Linked DNA regions of Homo sapiens: region 1 is linked to region 2. Evidence: chromatin loops called from intact Hi-C (ENCODE). Cell type or tissue: B cell. All regions are shown on one strand. Links, peaks and the distances in the headings refer to the core of each region. The heading gives the core; the rest is flanking DNA.

The links. Hi-C counts contacts between places; a loop is a spot of excess contacts. Peaks named below come from ENCODE experiments on the same cell type or tissue, not always from the same donor. Only the 100,000 strongest peaks of a DNase experiment are listed, where the experiment ranks them.
Region 1: a loop joins it to region 2, with 12 times the contacts of the local background. A loop is called at or near these places in 7 of 110 quality-filtered maps.

The regions. Positions count from the first base shown.
Region 1 is chr9:114,606,438-114,614,680 of GRCh38, forward strand. It overlaps TMEM268 (transmembrane protein 268), which reads left to right and starts at 4,854. Exons shown (of 9, transcript NM_153045.4): 1 at 4,854-5,127. RefSeq lists an enhancer at 1,584-1,643 and silencers at 4,766-4,845, 4,886-5,095, 5,206-5,485. In B cell, for the core only: CTCF peaks have their summits at 3,361 and 3,571; a DNase peak (open chromatin) is centred at 4,864; H3K4me3 peaks cover 3,154 bases; H3K27ac peaks cover 4,963 bases.
Region 2 is chr9:114,393,546-114,401,936 of GRCh38, forward strand. It overlaps a transcript of AKNA not described here. Among named protein-coding and RNA genes, the nearest start is that of AKNA, 9.8 kb to the left of the region's middle. RefSeq lists silencers at 4,494-4,583, 4,894-5,193. In B cell, for the core only: a CTCF peak has its summit at 4,694; DNase peaks (open chromatin) are centred at 4,336 and 4,956; H3K4me3 peaks cover 2,106 bases; H3K27ac peaks cover 5,131 bases.

The DNA of each region.
Region 1 (8,243 bases), core at 1-8,000, 210 kb after region 2:
TCATTTGAGGATGTGACTTCCGGGAGCTGAAATCAATGTAATGGAGCCACTAGCAACGGAACATTCTGTGGGACACACTTTCGGAAATAATTTCTAAAATAGCTCACATTTATTAACATCAACTTTATACCAGGTGGCATTCAAGGTACTCTATATACATAATCTAATTTTCCTACCATCTCTATGAGGTAGGTATTATCATTTCTATTTTGCAGATTAGGAAACTGAGGCTACAGGGTCACAGAGCCAATTTGTGGTGAAGTCTGGATTTAAACCCAGGTCTGTCTGAGTTCCCAGCCTGAATTACTAATACTGCATTCTTTGGTTCAATTTGTTCAGGCCATGGCAATGTTCCAAGTAGTATGTCTCCATGAAAAGTTTAGGAAGTTAGTGAATCTATAACTGGCACATGAGCTCCAAAAGAAAAAAAAAAAAACCAAAAAACACCAAGATGTAAGTTTTGATCTTTTGATCTTTGCCTTTTCACTTACTCATCCAGCAGTTCTGAGGTTCTCTCAGTACCATCTGCTGCAACACTAAGGTTCTGCCAGGCTGGAAAAAAGTTCATTCTCTTACTTCATCCAAGTTATCAAACAGTGTTGGCAGCTAGCCCTCAGCCCTGGGTCTGTAACCCTTACAGACACAACAGGACAGATGGAGCAACTGCTGAGTAAGGGTGGCTTTGGCTGGGGTTTGTGGTTATTTGGATTTATCTATAGTTGAGGCCCTGATGATTTCATTCATATTTATTCATTCACTACTTCATATGCATTTAACAATTACTGAGGACAGGGTTAGGGGCAGGGGGATAGCTATGAACATGGGTAGAAACAGCCCTATGCCCAAAAGGCTTACTCTCTTTTTGGGAAAGGGGACACTGAACAATGACAATACCATGTGATGGGTATGGGATGAGTGTAGGTTAAGCAAGAGTAGGGCTGGACGCAGTGGCTTACACCTGTAATCCCAGCACTTTGGGAGGCCGAGGCAGGTGTATTGCTTGAGCTCAAGAGTTCGAGACCAGCTTGGGCAACATGGTAAAACCCTGTCTCTACTAAAAATAAAAAATTAGCCGGGAATGGTGGTGCATGCCTGTAGTCCCAGATACTTGGGAGGCTGAGGTGGGAGGATCACTTGAGCCTAGGAGGTCGGGGCTGCAGTGAGCCAAGATCGCGCTGCTGTACTCCAGCCTGGGTGACAGAGTGAGACCCTGTCTCAAAAAATAAAAACACACAAAGCCAGAAACAAACAAACAAGAGTAACTATGAGAATGAACTATGAGAATGGGGAACTGGCCTAGGCCCAGGACAGGGCAGGGCTCCCAGAAGAAGGGCCCTTTCAGCTGAAACCCGAGAATGAGTTGGTTCGTCAGGTAGAACGATGGGGCTGGGGTTTGGAGACAACTTTCCAGATGGGAGAGAATGGCAACCACTGAGAACTAGAAGTGAGAGAACAGGGGGAGAGGGTTATAGGAGGAAATGAGAGATGCTCTGTATTTTTGGAGCATAGGGTTTTTACGTGTTGGGAGAGAGTGAGTAAAGATTAGTCCAGGGTAGGCTGTGGGTGGGGAGAGGCTTGGGCCCACCACAAGGACCTTGTGGATTCAAGATGATCACTACTGAAGTCTGCTTTCCAGCACACCTGACTGGATTTCACCCTACTTTCACTGGATTCTATTGTCCTTTCTCCATTCTACATGAGCACCCACTCCTCCTTGCTATGCCAGGACTGAACACTGGTGACATTTCAGAGATGCAAACACATGATACCTCGTTGTCCAAGAATGCACCACACTTTTACTGAGCATTTTCTTCTAAGCATTTCATCACTTCAATTAATTCTTGCAATCTCCCAGATTAGCAGTTATCTGCCTTTCATAAATGAGGGTATTGAAACTCAGAGAGTGAGCTGAGCTGCCTGCCAATGCCACATGCCAGTAAGTGGTAGAGCCTGGTGGGCCAGCTCCAAAGGCCCCTGTCTTCTGTGCCTCCCTGGTATAGGAGATTGATGTGTCAGCACTAAGTTCACGCTGGAGTGACCAGCAGTGAGAATGAAGAGTAAAGGCAGCCTGGCAGAAAGGGCAGGGGGACCACATCTGGCTTCATGGAGGAGGGCAACCTTGTTGGAGAGGTAGGGTTTAGATAGATGGTGATCAGGCCACACACCTGTTGCAGGATCCCTTTTAATATCCTATCATCAGTGAGTAAAGCTTCAATATCTCTTGAGGCTCTTGCTCCCACGCGTCTAAATTGTTTTTTGTTTTTGTTTTGTTTGGAAATCAGGCACACTAAATAGGGACCTGGTGTGTATTGTTCACTCTTGCTCAGTACAATGCCTGTCCCTTAGCAGGTACTGAATGTCCATTTGTGGATAAATAAATGAATGAACTTCATTTTTAGTAGCCCACTACCTGGATCCTTGTGAATGAGGGTGCCTGGGTGGTATCTACTTCTCAGGTTGCCAATTCCTGCTCCTGCCTCCAATCATGCTGTCTCTGAGGGCTGGCCGAGCATGCAGCCAGCTAAGTTCTGGGGTCTGAGAGTTTCCCAACAATTTGGAATATCTGTTAAAATAAAAAAATGCATGCATAGGCCAGGTGCGGTGGCTTACCCCTGTAATCCCAGTACTTTGGGAGGCCAAGGCGGGTGGATCACCTGAGGTCGGGAGTTCGAGACCAGCCTGGGCAACATGGTGAAACCCCTGTCTCTACTAAAAATGCAAAAATTAGCCAGGCGTGGTGGCACACCCCTGTAATCCCAGCTACTCGGGAGGCTGAGGTGGGAGAATCGCTTGAACCCGGGAGGTGGAGGCTGCAGTGAGCCAAGATCACACCACTGCACTCCAGCCTGGGTGACAGAGCGAGACCCCATCTCAAAAACAAACAAACAAACAAACAAACAAACAAACAAGCATGTACATTCTGACTCAGCACATCTACTTATAGAAATGGGCCAGGCATGGTGGCTTGCACGTGTAATCCCAGCACTTTGGGAGGCTGAAGTGGGAGGATCACTTGAGTGTAGGAGTTTGAGACTAGCTGGGGAAACATAGTAAGACCCTGCATCTACAAAACAAAAACAAAAACAAAAACAAAAACATTAGCCGGGAGTGGTGGCATGCACTTTTAGACCCATCTACCAGAGAGGCTGAGGTGGGAGGATCCCTTGAGCCTGAGAGGAGAGGCCGAGGCTGCAGTGAGCTGTGACTGCACCACTGCACTCCAGCCTGGGCAAGAGAGTGACCCTGTCTCAGAAAAAGAAAAAGAAAAAGAAAAAGAAAAAGAAAAAGAAAAAGAAGGAAGGAAGGAAAGAAAGAAAGAAAGAAAGAAGGAAAGAAAAAGAAACAAAGAGAGAAAGAAATGAAAGAAGGAAAGAAAAAGAAACAAAGAAAGAAAGAGAGAAAGAAAGAAAGAAAGAAAGAGAAAGAGAAAGAAAGAAATGCAGGCTGTGGCATGTTTGCGTGTATGCAACAATGCTGCTATGTGTATCAGGGCAAGGCCTGTCAGCAAGGCTGGAAATCACCTTCATGTCCACTAAGAAAGAAGGGTTAAGAAAACAAAGACCCTTTCTATTAGGTTGGTGCAAAAATAATCGCGGTTTTTGCAATTTTTTTTTTTTTTGAGATGGAGTTTTGCTCTTGTTGCCCAGGCTGGAGTGCAATGGCGCAATCTCGGCTCACCGCAACCTCCACCTCCCGGGTTCAAGCGATTCTCCTGCCTCAGTCTCCCGAGTAGCTGGGATTACAGGCATGCGCCACCAGGCCCGGCTAATTTTGTATTTTTAGTAGAGACGGGGTTTCCCCATGTTGATCAGGCTGGTCTCGAACTCCCGACCTCAGGTAATCCTCCCGCCTCGGCCTCCCAAAGTGCTGGGATTACAGGCGTGAGCCACCGCGCCCAGCCTGTAATGTTTTTAATGGCAAAAAAACGCAATAACTTTTGCGCAAACCTAATATTAATATAGGGACGTTTATGTGCCCCTTAAAAGGAAATGAGGCAGTGTGGCGCGTTCTGGCCGATGAGCGCCAAGGTACTTTGTCGAATGAAAAAGCAGAGTGCCCAACAGAATAGAAAAGGCCTTCCTTTGTGTAAACGCACACACGCACAGGTACATATGTGCTCTAAGGAAAAATACAAGGAAAGCACAAGGTTAGTGTTTTCCTCAGGGGAAAGGTTACTTACTTTTAACCGTAGACCCTTTGAAATTACGAAGGATGGCGATGGGAGTGAGCCCTTGTGAGTATAGCAATTGGGAACACGAGTGAGTATGTGTCTGGTAGCTGTGAACATTTCACACACACTATCTCATTAAATCTTCACACGACCTCATGAAGTAGCTATAATTATCTGCTTTTTACAGAAAACGAAGGCACAAAGAGGTTAAATAATTTACCAAAGACGATAATAAGAAGTGGAGAGACCCGAATCACAGCCTAGTCTGACCCCAAACCAATGCTCTTAACAATACAGCACATACACAATTTTCCATTAGAAACAAGTCCCCGGCCAGGTGCGGTGGCTCACGCCTGTAATCCCAACACTTTGGGAGGCCAAGCAAGAGGATCGCTTGAGGTCAGGAGTCCGATAGCAGCCTGGGCAACACAGCGAAACCCCCGACTCTAAAAACAACGACAAAACCAACCAAACAAAAACCAAACCCAAGTCCCCAATAAACTTCTGGTCTCAAATACTGCCTCATCCACGGGTTCCGTGATTGTGTGTGAGGGGGCTGGACCTCTGGAGTAAGCCGCTCCTTTACAGTGGGGAGACGGCGGGAACCCGTGCCCCAAGATGCCGTGCACGTGGTCGGCTCCGCGCGGAGGCTCCTTCCGGCGTCCCGGGGGGGCGCTCGGCTGATGAAACGCGGCCTCCAGCTCCGCTCCGCCGCGGGCCCGGGAGGCGCGTTCCCTCTTGGCCCCAAAGCGAGTCCGGCGGGCGGCTCCTCGGGGTTGGGCGACCGAGCGGGGCCGGCCGGGCGGGGGGCGGGCCCGTGAAGGCGGCGCAGCGCGGCGCGGGAGGCGTGCTGGGCGCGGGGCTGCGGTGCCCAGAGGCTGCGGCATTAGGGGCTCGGCGCCCCCGACCTTCCGCGTCCCGGGGTGGCGGCGGCGGCGGCGGCGGCGGCGCGGGCGGTGAGTGTGCGCGGGCCCGGGCGCGCGCCCGTGTCCTGCGATCCGGGCTTGGTGCTGTGGGGCTCCGGGGCCGGGAAGCAGCCTGGGCGCCTCCGCCTTGGCCTGCGTTCGGGCCAGACGGCCTGGGTTCGGCGCGGCGGGCAGCCTGCGGGGGGTCCTTCGTGCGCCCTGGGGCCCCTCCCCCGCGTGCCGGCCGTGGGAGCGGCTCTGACAAGCCTCCTGGGGGCCCGCGGTTGGGGAGGGCCAGACTGATTTATGGGGAGAAGGAGATCCCCCATCCTCAGCCGACCTGGACAGTTCCAGAGGGCGGAGACTGAGACTGGGACGAGACAGCTGCCCAAGGCCAAGGCCGTGTATGGCGAGACAGCTCCAGCTGGCGTGAAGGAGCCTGGGTTTCAATTCTGGCCCAGTCCAGGACTGGCTCCTTGACCTTGGATGGTACACTTTCTTTTCTGGGTCTTAACGTCCTCACCTGTAAAATGGAGAGCTCGGACTCATTGTGTCTCAAGGTTTTTCCGCCCCGAAACTTCTGTAACAGGCCCTCTTAGGGTCTCGTGTTGTGTTTTTCACAAACAAAACAAAACCTGACTTAGGAAACTGACGAATCTCAGTGCTGCACATAGTTCCCGGGGAGGCTGGGCACTCGGTGTCTGCAGAGCTGGGGGCCTTTGCGCAATAGGACTTAAGAGTATGTTCCTTTGCAGATGCTCTCTACGGGCTGAAAAAGAGGGGAGTTGACCTTGTGCAAGATGGATATCTGGAAGTTCTGGTTAAAATGCAGAATCAGCAGAGGAGACCCAGAGAAGCTCTAGTTTTCCTGCTTAGTTGCAGGGGCCTCAAGGCTGTGCTCACTCCCCCTGCTCTGCCTCCACCCTGCTGTCTGTCTGACCTTCTGTGTTATCCTCGGGCTGGTGCAGGGCTGAGCTGGATGGGGAAATGGGGTTCAGGACATATGATAGGCATCTGCCCTTGAGGTCTTGCCAGCACCCCTCCTGCCCTCTGCAGCTTCCTGGTTGAATGAGGGGCTGCAAGGTGACCACACAGGCTGCCCTGATGGGCATGTCCTGGCCTCTGGTCCATATCCCTTTCTGCTTGGCACTGGCCTCTCTTGGCTCTCACCTCCACCTTTGCCAAGCCCAGGAGCCTCCTTCCTCCAGGAAGCCTTCCGGAGAACCCTTCCCCCACCCCAACCAAGGTGCTCCCTCTCACTGCCTTGTTGCAATTGTTTGTTTTGTAATTGTCTTTCCCTGAGTTTGTCTTTCCTACCAGATGGTGATCCCTAGCAGGGAGGGCTGAGTAGGAACTTCAGATTTTATTTCCAGTTTCGTGCTCAAGATAGCACAGGGCCTGGCCTGAGAAGGTGCTTAGGAAATGTCTGTGGAGTAAAAATGATGGCAGCTATATTTCTTCAATGATTCCTACTTGCCCAGTGCTATTTTGAGTGATTTACATGTGTGAACTCTTTAAACCTCACAACCACCTGAAGTTACTGTCGTTATCCCCACTTACATGTAAGGAAACTGAGGCAGAGAAGTAACTTACTCAAGGTTACACAGGTGAGAAGCGGCAGGACAGGGCCGGTTACTTTTAGCTATTACAGGAAACAGCCTCCAGGTGAATGGAATAAAGCCTGCTGATTAGTACTTTGTGAGAGGCTGATGGGGCCAAGTAGAGTGCTGTGGTTTCTTCTGAAAGACATTGCCTCATGGGGGGATTTTGCAACAAATGGAACCTTCCACGCAGTCTGAAAGGCTACCTGTGCAACTCCAGCCTGGGCATGGTCCCTCGTGGCTGCTCGGTCCCCCAGGCCTTTTTGAGACTCTAGTACAGCTTCTCTGGGCTGTAGGCCCCTAGCTACGATGTCCCTTCGTTTCTTGTCTGGAACATGGATCTCAGAATTATATCTGCCTCAGGGGCCTAAGAGATGATCAAATGAAGGAGGGAAGGGCTTCAGTGATTATCAAGTGCAGGGCAGAGATCCTTGTGGCTATTTTTGTTGGTACAGGAAGAAAGTAAGGCGTGATGAGAGTGAGAAACACTTAGCATATTTAGGAGAGTCTCCTGCTGTGGGCCAGGTGAGGAGGAGAAGGCCCCTGCCATCCCCAGAGTAGCATCTCAGGGCTGACTTGCATTTGTTGCTTGATCTTGCCTGGGAAATGCAGTCTCCCTTGACTCACTCTTTTTTGTTTTGTTTTGTTTTGTTTTGTAAGGGTGATTTCATGAACATTCTCAGAGACAGTCACACTAGAGTGCAGAGGGGCAAGGGCATGGAAATTATGGGCTTGGACCCTGGAGCCAGATGGCTTGGGTTTATCTCCTGGCTCCATGGCTGGTAGCATAGCCTCCCAACCTTGGGCAAGTCACTTTACATCTTTGACCTGCGGTTTTTTCTCCTGTAAAATAGGAAAATCATGTTGAGGAAAGGGGCCTGTCTGGTGAGCCGAGTACTGGATATTATGCTTGCATTTCCTTCTGTTACATCCCCACAGCAGCTATAGGAGGTAGACCTCTCTATCCCCATTTTACAGATGAGAACAGCAAGGTTCGGGTTGTTAAGTACCTTGACAGCTAATGTCAAAGAGCATGTATGTGGCAGAGTGGGAATTTAAGTCCAGGTTTTCTGGCTCTAAAGTCTTCAATGTTTTCATAGTTTGCTGCTTTGTAGCCTTAGAGCCCAGTGCAGGGCAGATACATGATAATTGTTAAAGGCTTGTCTTTTACATAGTCTTGGTTGGGAGAGGGGGCTCCTAAGTGATCTTCCAGAGCTGAAAATCGGGGCCAGCTTCAGGTGCATGCAATCTGTGCAGTCACACAGGGTCCCCCACTTAGGAAGCCCCTCCCATTTGGTTTAATGCTGTGCTGTCGCCATCTTGAAATTCTTCATTATTTTTGTAGAAGAGGCCCCACATTTTCATTTCGCATTGGGCCCATTCTGTAGCTGCTGCTGTTTAAAGTATTGAGAGAAGTGAAAAATGGTGAGGGCATGAGAGCCCTGTTCCCCCTCTAGGGGGCCTGATCAGTGGCCATCAGCCCTTGGGCCAGCTTGGAATCATGAAGATGTGTGCTGACTGGCCACTTCATATCTTCACAAACATCTAGAACCATGGCAGCAAAAG
Region 2 (8,391 bases), core at 72-8,071:
ACTTTGCAACTGAAACTTGCAATAGGTAAAATGGTTGGAAACAATAGCAGTGTCCCGTAACAGGTGATCATTGAAAGAAATTGTGATAGTTCCACTCAAAGGAATAATATTAGCTGCCGTTAACAGTCATGCTATTGAAGAATATCAAATAATGTAAAAATTTTGTTATGTTAAGTGGACAAGCCAGTTATAAAATAATATATATCTAGTTTGAGTCCACTTAAAAAAAAAAACAGTAAAATATGGAGGAAGAGGAGGAGGAAGAAAGGAAGGAGACAGGATAGGAAAAAGAAAGAGAGAGAAAGCAAAAGAAAGAGAAAGACATGCTTTAAAATGTTTACAACAGGCCATGCGCCGTGGCTCACACCTGTAATCCCAGCATTTTGGGAGGCTGAGGCGGGAGGATCACCTGAGGTCAGGAGTTCGAGACCAGCCTGGTCAACATGGCGAAACCCCGTCTCTACTAAAAATACAAAAATTAGCTGGGTGTGGTGACGTGCACCTGTAATCCCAGCTACTCGGGAGACTGAGGCAGGAGAACTGCCTCAACCTGGGAGGCAGAGGTTGCAGTGAGCCAAGATCGTGCCACCCCACTCCAGCCTAGGCGATGACAGTGAAACTGTCTCAATTAAAAAAAAAAAAAGTTTACAATCATTATCACTAGGTAGTAGAATTATAGGCAAGTTTTTTTGATAGGGAAGTTTACCATTTTTCCTTTTGGGTATTTTTCAAATATAACAGTTGCTTTAAAAATAAGAATGAAATGAACATGTACTATTCTTAAAAACAAAACAAACGAATACCACCTCACCTCTGTGTGGTGCTTCCTTCTGACCTTGGGCACCTCCGTCTTCAGTTGCCCCTCCTGTGAAAGGCGAAATGTATCGTTGGGTTCTTTGAGGCCCTTTACAGCTCTGACATCCTATAACATTCTGTAACCCCCACACCTTCTCCTCCTCTGTTTAAACTCTAATACAATATGTTGTTTTCTGCAATACAGCCATTATGCAACATGTGGGAACACATGAAAATCACTAAAAGGAAAGGAAGCAATCAGCGCCCAGCCTCAGCCACTTTTTGCATTTGGAGGCATGGCATGTGTTGCTGGATTGGATCCTCATAAATAATTAGGCATTTAACAGATGAAGAAAGGTTCAGAGAGGTTACACAACTTGCCCAAAGTCACACAGCATGTTAAGGCACAGTTGGGTCTGTACCCACAAATAAAGCATTATCCTCCAGATGAATCCTTAGTGGGGGACTGAGTGTGCCTCTTAGACCCTGAGACCTCCCCTCCTCAGTCCTGGTCCTTGGCTGTGGTCCCAAGACCCCGAGGAGACTGACAGCTGGACATCCCACTCTGGCCCTGATCCCAGGCTCCTTCCCCAGAAAAAGCTGAGCTGGCAGTGGGGGGGCTGGGGGGAGAATGCTGGCAAGGACCTAGGGGCTGGTGTGGGAGCGGCACTGGGCGCAGAAGGTCTCACTCGGCAATGGAGCTGGAGTTCGCCTGACATTTGGCAAGGAAGCCCAGAGCCAAGATGGAACAGCAAGCTGGGGTGCAGGAGGGAGGGAGGAGTGAGAATGTGAGACTTTGGGGGCAGGAAGCCTGGGTAGATCAGCCCTTTGCTGTTTTGTTTCAGAACTTCTCTGATATCCTCATCTACAGACAGAGGCTTCTCCTTCCCTCAGGCATGCATGTGTAAAGTAACAAGATAATGTGTTTGTACGCAGGACACACTCAGAAAATGAGGAGCTTCTGTTAGCCTCCTGGCTCCCCTGGCCAACTGCCGCACCTCTTCCCTATCACCCACCCTGACTTACCCCCCAATCCCTTGGCACAATGACAAATCTTAGGGCACCATCCTGTCAGGTTTTTCCCCTGCTTAACGACCATCCGTGGCTCCTGTCACTTTCAGGTTAAAGGCCAGACATTTTGGCCTGGAATTCAGGCTCATACCAACCTGTTCCCAAGTCAGGGGCTGCTGCACTGCATAACTCACACCGTACACTACAAAAGCCATCTCATAAAGGGTTTCTTCCCAAATCGCATACTTTAGGGGAGCTGCAGTGGGGCGCAGGCCTTCTGGCCTGGCTCCACTTGGCTCTGCCAAAAAGCCCCCAACTCCAGGCTGCCAAGCAGAAGCAAGGCTGGTCTTCCATCCCCCAACACCCTTCACCTGCAGCTGTCTTTAAAAAAAAAAAAAAAAAAAAAAAAGTAAGAAAAAGCCCTGATTTGTGGTGGTTACTAATTTTGATGGTGTTAAATACCCTTACTGAAATTGGCCATGCCAATTTCAAGCTATTGATATCACTGAATGCTGCACTGGGAAGAGATGGGCACAATCCACTCTCCCGAGCTGACACCAGCACACCCTGCACACCCCAAAGTAAGGATGCGCTAACACCAGTGAGAAGCTGTGTGACTCTCGTCAAGTGGCTTTACCTCTCTGAACCTCAGGCTTTCTATCTGTACAAGAGGGACAACAATAACACCCACTTCGACAACATCACGTAACTGATATAATCTAGATGATCAACAACAATGTTTTGAGCACCTACTCTGTGTAGGGCTCTGTACTAGGTAGACACTAGGGAATAACAATGGTGACAAAACAGATAAGAGCTCCTGCCCTCCCAAACCTCACTTCTTGCAGTAAAAGCCCTGGCACAGCGGCTAGAATGTCGCACTCAATAAATATTACCTATGATATTAGCTAATAATACCAATGGTATTATTGTTGTCATTATTCCTTCCTTTCTTTGAGCCTCAGTTTCCTCATTTATTTAGAATGTGGACTGAGCAAAAGTTTCTTATGATGCCACCTCACTCAAGCCTTAAAATGGTGGTAAAGTAGATGGGCGCGGTGGCTCACGCCTGTAATCCCAGCACTTCAGGAGGCCGAGGTGGGAGGATCATGAGGTCAGGAAATCGAGACCATCCCGGCCAACATGGTGAAACCCCATCTCTACTAAAAATACAAAAATTAGCCAGGTGTAGTGGCACACGCCTGTGATCCCAGCTACTCAGGAGGCTGAGGCAGGAGAATCGCTTGAACCTGGGCGGCAGATGTTCCCGTGAGCCGAGATCGCGCCACTGCACTCCAGCCTGGAGACAGAGCTAGACTCCATCTCAAAAAAAAAAAGAAAAAAAAAATGGTGGTAAAGTGGGCATTACCAACCTCATTTTGTGGAAGGGAAAACTGAGGCACTCAGAACTGAATCCAGGCTGGGGATCTAAACTCAGGTCTTCTTACTCCTGGTCTCCAGATCATTCCCACCTTCCAGGACTGAGGAAACATAAAAAGGACCAGGAATTCGACTGGGGATGTGAATGCTTTAAAAATACTTTTCCTTCTCCACGCCCCCACGGGGGGAAACTGAAGTGTCCATGTTGTGCACCAATTTCCAAAACACCCTCTCAGTATGACGGCCCTGTAGCTGGGACCATTCCCAGTCTCTCTGGAAACCCCTATCCTAGCGCCTCTGGCAGAGTCTGCAGGACGGTGGGAGCTGATGAAATCCCCTTGCAACAAACAGCCCCAATCACATGTTTTAAATGCAAACCGGCTGGACTTTAGGAGGCAAAGGCCCCACGTGGACATCGCCTCCCTCCTGCAGAAGAACTGTGAGACGACTGCCCCAGGAATAAACCCAGAGTCCCAAAACACCATAGGTTCCGCTCCCCTGTTTGTTAGTAAGTAAACCAGACTTAGGCCCTCTCTAACAGATGGGCAGCCATTGTTTTATTAACAAAACAGCCCCCAAATAAAACCCACCAATTCCAGAGAAGGCGCCTGGAAAAGTCGTTTGGGAAGTCCCTGTATGTATCTAACTTTAGTCTTTCATGCTTCAGTTCCAGCCCATTTCTTCTCCTTCTGTTCTAGAGGACAGGAACAATGTCTCTTTTCACTGCAGCCTGTCTCAGCTTCTCTCTGCTCCAACATAGCCCAGGTTTGTTATCAGCAATTTTCCCTTCCGACTATCTCAGAAGCAGGTCTTTAAACATAGGTAATGATGGACTCCAATCCGTCATTTCTTTCAACAAAAGCCCGGGAAAGGAGCTTTGGAAGTGTCGTCTAAGGTCACGCAGCAAGCAGACTCTGGTTCTGCCTGTGCCAGCCCCATCACACTGGGGAGAGCCCAGCTCTGCGCCTCCCTGCTGTGCACCCTTGGGCCAGTCGCGCCCCCTCTCTGGACCTCATTCTCCTCCGCAGGTGTACCAAGAGGGAACTGGACTTATTTTTGCAGCCCGTTCAGTTCCTACCATTGTCAGGGCTGCCTACCCGACACTGGCCCTTGTTCTACCTTCCCCCCCGCGACAAAAAGAGGAAAAGAAACTTGCGTTAGGCGTCCGGGAAGCGCGCGCGGCTCCGAGGGCCGCCAGGCTGCGCGGATTGTTGCTGGGTGAACGAATCTCACACAAATCCCAGACAGAAAGCCTCACCTCCCCAGTAACCACAGCAACCCGGGCCACGCCTCCAGCCCAAACACAGCCCGAGGCCCCGCCAAGGCCCACCCCCGAGCTCCCCCGGGACCCCTCCCCTCCCTGCCACCAGCCCCAGCTGGAAAGAGAAAAAGCCAACGCCCCCATTGTGCAGAGGTGGAGACTGAGGCCGGAGGGTGGAGACTGAGGAACCCCGCGGCCGGCACGGTTTGGACTGGGGCCCATACCGCCCGTCCAGGGCTCCCTCCCATTCCCGGAGCGGTGATGCGTCTCCTTCCCCGTGCGCGTGGGGTTTCCACGTGGAAAAGACCGAAAGCAGCGCCGTCCCAGTGGAACGGAGCCCACTGGCGCTGTCCACTCTCCCTCCCCATTCTCCCGACGGAGAAACTGAGTCCCAACGAGGGACAGGGACCACCCCGGACGCCCCGCGAGCCCCTCCCCGAGTCTCACCTGCTGGCGGCCGCCGAGCGCGGGTGGTTTCCTGGAGTTGAGCGGCAAACAAAGGCCTCCAATCCGGGCGCGGGGCGGGGCGGTGGCTCCTTTGCATAATCCCTGAGGCCCGCCCGCGACAGCAGGGGGCGGCCCGGGGGGGGCGGGGCCTCTGGGAGCGCACCAATCACCGAAAGGCCGCCGCCACGGCCCGCCCCCAGGAACTCGGACATAGGGAGCGCAAACCCTGCTGCAGGATGAAAATCTCAGACCTGGGAGGCTGTGTGTGCCTACTGCAATCAGCCCCACCGCAGACCCGGAGATCGAGGCCCGGTCTGCGGAGGGTAAGGCATTTACGCAAGATCGCACAGAGTGGCTCACGCCTGTAATCCCAGCACTTTGGGAGGCCGGGCAGATCACCTGAGGTCAGGAGTTCGAGACTAGCCTGGCCAACATGGTGACCGTCCCCCCACCCCCACCAGTCTCTACTAAAACTACAAAAATTAGCTGGGCGTGGTGGCGCATATCTGTAATCCCAGCTACTTGGGAGGCTGAGGCACGAGAATCGCTTGAACTTGGGAGGCGGAGGTTGCGGTGAGCCAAGATTGCGTCACTGCACTCCAGCCTGGGCGACAGAGCAAGGCTCCATCAAAAAAAAAAAAAGAAAGAAAAAAGAAAAAAGAAAAAAAAAAGATCGCACAGAGCCACAGTGAGGAGGAAATCACAAACTTCCATGGCTGAAACGGCCTGCTTAGTAACAGTAATAATAAACTTTTCTTGATCACAAATTATGGGTCAGACCTGTTGGAAGCTCTTCTGCTGTTCAGTCGTCTCCTATGAGGTAGGTAGGTATTATCACCACCGCCCCCAAGTATATTCTTGTCCAACTCCCCATCAGGCAAGCATGGAAACCCAGCCCGAAGACGGACAAGAACTTTTCCAAGGTCCCGCTGTGAGTGCAGCACAGACATCATACCTTGTCCACCACACACACACCTTGAAGGATGCACGGTGTCCAACTCACCTGGGCTCTTTGCCCCAGCTCTGCCACTTGCTGCCAGTGAGCCTCAGGCAAATGGGATTCATACCCACATCTTATGCGGTTGTTGAGAGTAAATAAATAAACATAATGGCAGGCCCGTCAGAAATAAATCAGTGGTACTAATTTAAAGAGCACCTTGACCGACCCTATTAACACAAGAGGGTTAATAAGTCCTGATGCAAGAAGAGACTTGCCCAAGGTCCCTCATCCAGCTGCATCCAAAGTTGAATGCTTTGGAATTTTTCCTCCAGGTAGAAAGCACTTGCCAGTTCCCCAGGTTGCCTGCTACTCCCTAGACACATATTTAGTAGTAAGTTTAGCAGCAGCTTCTACCCACTAAGGGCCTGCTCTGTGAAAGGGGCAAACATTTTAGCTAATCCTTCTGGGCTCTGGCCCTGGAATGTCAGTGTAGGAAGGGCCCAAGGTGTTTTTCCACACAGGTCATGGAAGTGAAGTGTTTTTCTGGGTTTGAGCAGCATGGCGGTCCTGACTCTTGAACAGAATGGGGAAACCGAGGCTTGGTGCATTGTGTAACCTGCCCAGCATTCTCCAGCAAGGGAGAAGCAGACCCTGAGACTCCATTCCCCCCAACCCCCACATTGGCATCATGAGTAAAAATGTCAGGGTCACAGGTACATGTGGCCAGGATGGACCTCTGACAACCCTCCCCCCACTCTCCCAGTACTTGAAGCTGCCTTAGCCTACCACACTGGGCCCTTCAAAAGACACCAGGACAGGTGCAGGAAAGAGCAGACCCAGGCTTAAGGCAGCTGTGGGTCCAAACTTGTCCTCCTTAGCTGTGTGACTTTGGACAACTAACTGGACCTTTCTAAGACCACTTGCAAAGGAATGTTTTTAGGTTAAAAGTTCTACTGGGAGGGGAACCCATACACTCAATGGGCTACAGCCTCAGAGTCAGGCCCAGGAATTCCAGAAGCAACAAGTCCAGAAACTCATTCCTGTCCTACTCCTTCCAAGTACAGACATGGGGCTGTGACTAACAGCTGCTGGGGGTGGCAGCTCCATTGTTAGTTTCCTATGGCTACTGTAACAAATTAAAACGGCACAAATACCTTCTCTTACAGAGGGCAGAAGTCTGAAATGAGTCTCTGGGCTTCAGGTCCAGGTGACAGTAGGGCAGCTTTCTTCTGGAGGCTCTTGAGGGGAGAACCCACTGCCTTGCCTTTCTCTGCTTCTAGTGGCTGTCTACATTCCTCAGCTCGTGGTCCCTTCCTTCATCGTCACAGCACATCACTGCAGCAACCTGTTTCCATCATCACACACCTTGTCTTCTTCTGTTAACATCTTTCTCTGCTTCCCATTTATAAGAGCCTGGTGATTATACTGGGTCCACCCCATGTCAAGACTTTAATCATGTCCGCAAAATCCCATTTGCCATATAAAGTAACATTCCAAAGTTCCAGGGATTTGAATCTGGGTATCTTTGGGAGCCATTATTTAGCCTACCAAACCCATTTTATAGATGGGGAACTAGAGGCTCAGAGAGGTAAAATTACTTGCCCATGACCACACAAGCTTTGGAGTTGAATGCCAGGAGATCTGAGGCCTAACGAAGCCCTCCTGCTGCTAGGTGGGAGGGTCATTCCCTGCAGAGGGTCAACAGCACCCTGTCAGGGGATGGCAGGGGTGCCTTCTGAAACACCAGCTGCCTCAGGGGAATCCATGGCTCAGGTCTCAGGTGGTCTGCCCAGGCTGGAAAGAGAACAAGGACAGCCAAGAACAGGATCTGGGACAAGAGCATGGAACCAACTGTCCCTAACCCACCTCTGGCAGAACTCTGGACACAGAACTGGACAAAGCAGGATTTCTCAAACTCTTCCATCTTCCAGACAAATATTGAGGACAGAAGGAATAAGCACTGGGGCCGGGACTGAGGCCGTACAGTAGACCATGTTTGCAACCTTTTCCTCCGAGCCCATCCCATATGTTTTGCTCTGACACCCGCTGTCCTAGGCTACTGGAACAGCTTGACCCACATAGGTAGAGAGCAGGAAGTGATTGGGAATTTATGGCCTCTCTCTGTAGGCTTTGTCTAAAGACTGACAGGCATCAAAGTCCAGCCCTCTGGCCTTGAGTGGAGACAACTCTAGGCCTAGTGTACGCCCTGGGATCCTCCTGGGATCAGGCTGAAGCTGCCTTCTGCAGACTTTGCCTGAAATCTCACCTTCGCTTGGCTTCCTCCCCTTCCCTGTCCTGCTTCCCCACTTCCTTGCTGGTCTGCCCTGAGGGCACTTCTTGACGATTGATTGGGTACAAATCCTTATCTCCAAGGCAGCTTCTGGAAAGGAATGGGCTGCATCTGAGATTTAAAACATTCATGCACATTGTGCATTCTGCCTCATAATATACTTGTGGGTTTTAATCTAAAAATATTATCTGTAAATAGTCAAGTTTTGCCTTCAAGCCTTCAATTAAGAGGCTCCAAGATGTGAGTGTGGCTCAAGCACCCCTGCAC